2 separate regions of the Homo sapiens genome follow, and region 2 is linked to region 1. A link is a loop called in an ENCODE intact Hi-C map of the cell type or tissue named here. Cell type or tissue: heart right ventricle. All regions are shown on one strand. Each heading gives the region's core, and the rest is flanking DNA. Links, peaks and the distances in the headings are about the cores only.

Evidence for each region. A loop is a pair of places that touch in the nucleus more often than their neighbours do. Peaks named below come from ENCODE experiments on the same cell type or tissue, not always from the same donor. Only the 100,000 strongest peaks of a DNase experiment are listed, where the experiment ranks them.
Region 2: it touches region 1 in a loop (2.4-fold over the local background); 9 of 110 quality-filtered maps call a loop at or near these places.

Annotation. Positions count from the first base shown.
Region 1 is chr9:34,590,622-34,593,525 of GRCh38, reverse strand. It overlaps a transcript of CNTFR not described here. Among named protein-coding and RNA genes, the nearest start is that of CNTFR, 2.4 kb to the right of the region's middle. In heart right ventricle, for the core only: CTCF peaks have their summits at 1,459 and 1,659 (motif pointing right); DNase peaks (open chromatin) are centred at 365, 1,655 and 2,444; H3K4me3 peaks cover 1,255 bases; H3K27ac peaks cover 464 bases; H3K27me3 peaks cover 1,015 bases.
Region 2 is chr9:34,251,932-34,254,835 of GRCh38, reverse strand. UBAP1 (ubiquitin associated protein 1) reads right to left here. Exons shown (of 7, transcript NM_016525.5): 7 at 2,313-2,904. KIF24 (kinesin family member 24) reads left to right here. Exons shown (of 13, transcript NM_194313.4): 13 at 316-2,456. The coding sequence ends at 456. Among named protein-coding and RNA genes, the nearest start is that of UBAP1, 74 kb to the right of the region's middle. RefSeq lists an enhancer at 1-437 and a silencer at 1,639-1,688. In heart right ventricle, for the core only: CTCF peaks have their summits at 1,522 and 1,734 (motif pointing right); DNase peaks (open chromatin) are centred at 405, 1,345 and 1,725; H3K27ac peaks cover 2,500 bases.

The sequences.
Region 1 (2,904 bases), core at 125-2,624:
TTTCCCCCATTCTCTACCTTTAGGGGATCTTTGCCCTTTCTGGTGACAGAGGTTGGAAGGGTCAGGGCACACAGGCAGCCGTCCAGATGATAGGATCCCAGAAGGGGGTGTGCAGGATGGGGATGTTGTGAGTGGGCCCCAGGTACTATCTCCGGATGGTGCTGGGAGCTGTCTCTGGATGCAGGGGTAAGTCGTCCCTAGGGGCCTGGGCTGGACCCTGAGTGGGGGGGTTTTGGGCCCCCCTCCCTGGCTCGGCCCGGCCCGGGGCTCTGTCGGATCGGGTTTCTCGGCGCCTGGAGCCTCCGCGAGGCCGAGCTGTTCCCGGGCCCCGGCCAAGCCGCCCCGGGCGCTGGCACTGTGTGAGGAAGCAGGCGGGGTGAGGGGGAGCAAGGGCGGGGGCTTGAGGGCGTTTACGTAACTGCCTCCTGGAGCCCGCCCCAACCCGCCAAACCCCAGTGTGATTGAGAGCGTGTGTGACTCTGTGTGTGCCTGTGTGACACTCAGTGTGACCGAGTTCATGGCTGTGTGTGTAACTGTGTCTATGTGTGGGTATGGTGTGTGTGACTCAGGGACTCTCCTACTCTTTTGGGACCTCTAGTTCCTAGCCCAAGCTGGGGACCCTGACTCTCAGTGTACCATAGTGAAGTTGAATATACACCTTTTACTGTTTGAGATTGGGTGTGTGACTTTATGTGACCATGTGTTTGGCATTTGTAATACAGAGAGCCTGTGTGTGAGAGTGTGTGTGTTTGTAACTTTGGAGAGCCAGGTGTGTGCTGCAGGGAGAAACTTTCTGATGGTATTGCAAGTTAGAAACCAGCACCGTTTCCTAAAGGAGCACTGGAAAGGTAGACCATAGGGGATGGGGAGGGAGCTCTCCTTCCTCGGAGACATGTCAGTAAGAATAAGGAAGGGTCTTTGCTTGCCCAAAGGCTTGGAATGGCACAATTGATCCCTTGGTGTGTGTGTGGGGGGGTCCAAGTTTAGGTCACCTGCCAGGGTGGAGGGTGGTGTCAGAAATCCTGGCCATAGAGCCCCTTTCATGGTAGAGAACTCCAGGAACTGAAAGTCAACGAGGAACTTCCCATATTTCCCCAGGCGCAAATGTGAGATCCCCATCACGTGCAGGGCACAAGGGATCTGGCCTGGGGGTGTTACTTCCAGCCACTCCATCATGGGCAAGGTAGATGGTGAAGATTGGAAAGGCAGTGAATTCTTGGAGATGGAGTTGGGGAGAGGATGTCAGTGAAGTGGGGTTTGGCTTAAGGATAAGTGACATGACACAGAAGGGGGCTGGCGCAGAGCTGGGGAGGCCGGGAATAGGGGCGCTTAATAAAGGTGGAGAGGAGGCAGGGCCAGATCCTGCAGGGCTTTGAAGCCCCACCTAAGAAACTCAACTTTGCCCCCAAGGCGGTGGGGAGGGCTCAGCACTGAGGCTTACAAGCTCAAAGGCTACTGTGTAGGTAGGGCATCAGAGGCGGCAGGAGCGGAAACCACTACTAGTCTGTTGACCCAGCTCTGGGGGGAGGAAAATTGGTTGTGAGCCGGGTGGCGGCTGTGTGGAGAGGTGGCAGCCCCCGGTGTTCAGTAGGTGGCCGAGGCCTCAGCGCGGAGCAGGAGCAGCAGCCAGAAGGGAACGCACGTCCCGCACCGTCCGCCAGGTGTCGCTTCGGCCCCGGGGAAGCGCTCGAGGCCGCTGGGTCCCGCGCCGGGAGGAGCTGCTGACCGACTGACGCCTGGACAGAGGTCCGACGTGCGCCTCTTCCCTTCCTTTATCGTCTGACATCCACACGTCCACTTCCAGGACCCCGGACTCCCAGTGCGGATCTTGTCCCCGCAGCCGTGGACTGCTGCTCTGCCGACAGCAGCCTCTGCGTCCCCGGGGGCCGAGGGGGACGTTGGACCGGGACAGAATTCCCGACTGCTCCCAACCTGGCAGAAAGAGGCTGAGCCAGGGACACCAGGGCATCTGGAGGTCAAGTCCGTTCCCCAAACCACTCGCCAATTTTCACCCCGTCCGCCCCTCCCCGGCCGGATTAGAGCGCCGAGGCCGGTCAGCCCCCTGGGGAGGAGCGGCCCCCGGTGTACCGAACCTTGCCAGGGCCTAGAGCTTCGCCGCAGGGGCAGGGGCAAGTCCTGCTCCCCTCAAGATCCCGTCGCAACGCCCCCTTCCTTCCCCGCGTCCACAGTCTAATCCCGGTCTGCGGCACGGGAAGCAGGAGGCCGGCGGCCCAGAGAGCCCGGGGAGAGGACACCTTGTGTGGGCGGCTGTGCGCTGACCCTCAGCGGGGCGCAGCTAGTTTGCTGTGTGTCCTGAAGTCCTAGCTGGCCGTCTCTGAGCTCCAGCCCATGCCGACCCCTGCCAGTTGTAGGAAGGGGATTCTGTGGCCACGGAAGTGAAAGTGAAAAGCCCAGGCCGTGGCGGGAAGAAGGATTTTCCTCTGCAGTGGGAGTCCCTGAGGCATTTGTTGGGAAAGGGCCCGGGCGCTCTAGGCAGCCTACTGGGGAAGGATGTGAGGAAACATGGAGACATTTCCCTCCCTTCTCCTCGCCCTCAGCCCTAGAGCAGCTCCCCGGAGGGGCAGGGCCCAGGATTATGGGTCAAGGGTCAGGTGACAAATCCAAGGGGTGGAGACGGGGGTGGCTTTCTCGGTCTCTGCCTCTGCCATTGCCACTCCATTGCGCTTTCACGTGGCCTCAGAAGTTGGTCAGGTTGTCCAACCTTACTCTCCTATGTTGCAGCCAGACCGGAGGCCCAGGGACGAGTGCAGTGAACACCCCGGCCCCTCAGAGGCCCAGGCTGCGAAGGGAGTGAGCCTCCTATCGAGGGGTGCGCCTGTGCCCGGCATTGAGAGTGCACCCTCCCTACCCCTTCATTCCAGTGGAGGCTTCTCCCCCGGCTGT
Region 2 (2,904 bases), core at 310-2,809, 340 kb after region 1:
CTCAGCTGCTCTGCCTTCCTAGCGGTTTGTCGGGGCCCCTCCCTGTGACTAACAGTGACCAGTCTGCTGCCTACCACACGTAGGTATTTCTACCAAATACCCTTCTGCCTTACAAAATACTCCTCTGCTTGGAAAGTGTCTCGAATGCAGAGCAGCAGGCCCCACCCTGTGCCATAGCAACTATCCTACATGTTCTCCCGCTGGAAGAGTGGCCTGGGTTCTGAAACTTTCCTGCCAGAGGAGGGACTGAAAAAGCAGATCTGGCAGAGCGCCAGCAAGAGCAAAAGCTGTATTCGTCCCTTGTTTCCTTCTCAGGATTTTGAAGATTTTGTGACCCAGCTGGATGAAATCATGGTTCTGAAATCCAAGTGTATCCAGAGTCTGAGGAGCCAGCTGCAGCTCTATCTCACCTGCCACGGGCCCACCGCAGCCCCTGAGGGAACAGTGCCGTCTTAGAGCCAGACCCTGTGCCGAGATGGTGGGGGCCCTGCAGGAGTCTGTGCTGGGCTCTCAGGCTGGAGGAGCCTCTGCCAGGTCCTCCCTGCACACACCAGAACCCACACGCTGGTCCTGCCTATGCTAGCGTCACCCCAGCCCCACGTGGCTTCAGATAGGTCCCAGCTTCTCCCTCAGGGACAGGCCCCTGTCCCTCAGTTCCATGCACAGGAGTGCCTCCAAGGGTGGGCCAGGCCGAAGAACCTAATGCCTTTCCCTTGTGCCTAGAGAATATGATTAACTAACCCCTTGCCTGTGGGAATATATTTGGGTCTAATAACCCTGAAGTTTCTAAGTTTGGGGATCAGAGGATGGGGTGGTCAGTGGTAGCCTAGAGGTCAGAGGTCACAAGACAGAGAAGACAACATGCTGAGACCAGAGGCTTCACCAGCTGAATTCTGTGCCTAACTTAGAAGACTAAACACTGGCCCAAACTTAACCATTGGTGCTAGGGGGACAGGGGTGGGGTGAGCTCTGCCCCATCAGCCCTTGGAGATTGATTTGGGGATTTAGAGGCGTTTTTGAAAATGTAAATAGCATAAACCTTGACTTGATGTGTCACTGACAGCAGCAGATGTGAGACAGGCCTTATATTTACAGCTCCCTTCCCTTCCTGCAATCCAGTGTTGAGGCAGAAGAGGGTGCCTGTGTCACACATCAATTTTTCTCCTGACTTTTGCTCGGGTGAAAGGCCTCTGTACAATGCCCGATACTCTCATGCTTCCATGGCAGCTCCTGGCTCCTATCTGGGACACCTCACTACCCAGCCCCCTCATGGAATAGTCCATCTCCTAGCCTGGCCTTCATCCAGTTCACCCTGCCCAGCCACCCTGCCTCTCAGGGGTCTGTGTTGGGAACCTTGGCAGTTGAACAGAGTGCTCTGTTCAACAGTCTGAGGCCTCTGAAACAGAATTCACACACAAACCTTCAGCCAAGTTCTGCCTGCTGTGTATCTTTTTAGCAGGAAGCAGCTCAGGACAGGGAAGACAAAGTAGCCTCCAGGTGCCAATTACTTTAAAGCCACTCTGGGTCAAATGGAGATTCATGAGTCACGGCCTTGGCCCGAACGCCCATTACTATGTGAGCCTTTATTTCCTTCAGATAAAGGATAACTTTTTACGGTTTTAAAAGGAGGGCTTAATTAAAAGGCCAAGAAGAGGGTTAAATGGCTCTCTTGAGACACTAGCAGCCTGGTCCAGTCACCCTTTGTCAGCCTGACAGTGCCTCATCTGACCGCCAGGGGGCATCCTTATTGGTGCTTCCCGGCTGCAGGGCACTGCGGCCCCTCCCTCACATGATCACTAAAAACCTTCAAAGACCCAGTCTAGCCAAAAGCTCAAGTGGGACAATGGCACAGTATTAAGGTCAAGGACAAAAACTTACTTACTTTAGGAATGAACCCTATTCTATCATCATATACAACAGCACCACTGAGAGCTGGTGAAACAGTTTAAATCCCATCCTCTGCTTGTGGCAAATGATGCATAAATGCCTGCTGCTCACAGTAAAAGGGCTTCTTCCTCTTTTACTGGGTGATCCCCCTGAAGGCCCAGCCTATCCCAACTCCACAGTCAGGAAGGCCTACGTCCTTGGTCCACAGACGGAGCTGGGCCAGGTTTAAAAGACTCAGTCTAGGCTTGCCTTTGCAAACCAAAAACGAGGACAGGTCTGAAGTGGGAAGAAAGCTCCGAAATAGAAAACGGTTAGGTCCTATTCTATCCCCAGCAAATCTAAGCAAGAAATCTCTTTATACACCACATGGCCCCCCCACTCCCATAAAACAGCCTTGGTAATAAAGAAGTTATCACACCAAGACATACCTTTTAGATTTTTATTAGTAGTTCTCTCTGAAGAATCAAAATAGTTAGTTAGCAAATTATTTTAGATTCAAGACTGTATATCCTTTGTATTTAGATCTTTAATGATGTACAACATAATACAAAACAAACCAGAGAGACTGATTTCTATGACTAGGTGTTATTCATTGTGTCATCCTAAAGCAGTGGGCTGGAGGGGAAGCTGTTCAAGGAGAACAGAGGTGGAGTTAGTGCTGGCCAACTAAATCATGGCCTGTCTGCTTACCCATTCAATGTGCTGGGAAGGGGCCAATGATTTCTTAAACTGTTTCCTAGAGCAGGGGCTCTAAAACCCTGGGTAGCAGAGGACTGTGGTCCAAACCAAGCCAAAAGAAACAGGCTGGGGTAGGGAAGCATGGTGACTGCCTGGCAGAAAAGGCAAACTCTGGGCCCCATAGGGAAAAGTGCATTCTTTGCACCTCAGAGATATTGCAGAACCAGTGTTAACACTATGAGACTTTGTTAGGAGGGGAAAAAATAAAACCCTGGAAGAATCTTTCACTTGAACTCAACTTGACTGGAGTTCAGTCCACCAGTCTCAGGGGAAGGGGGA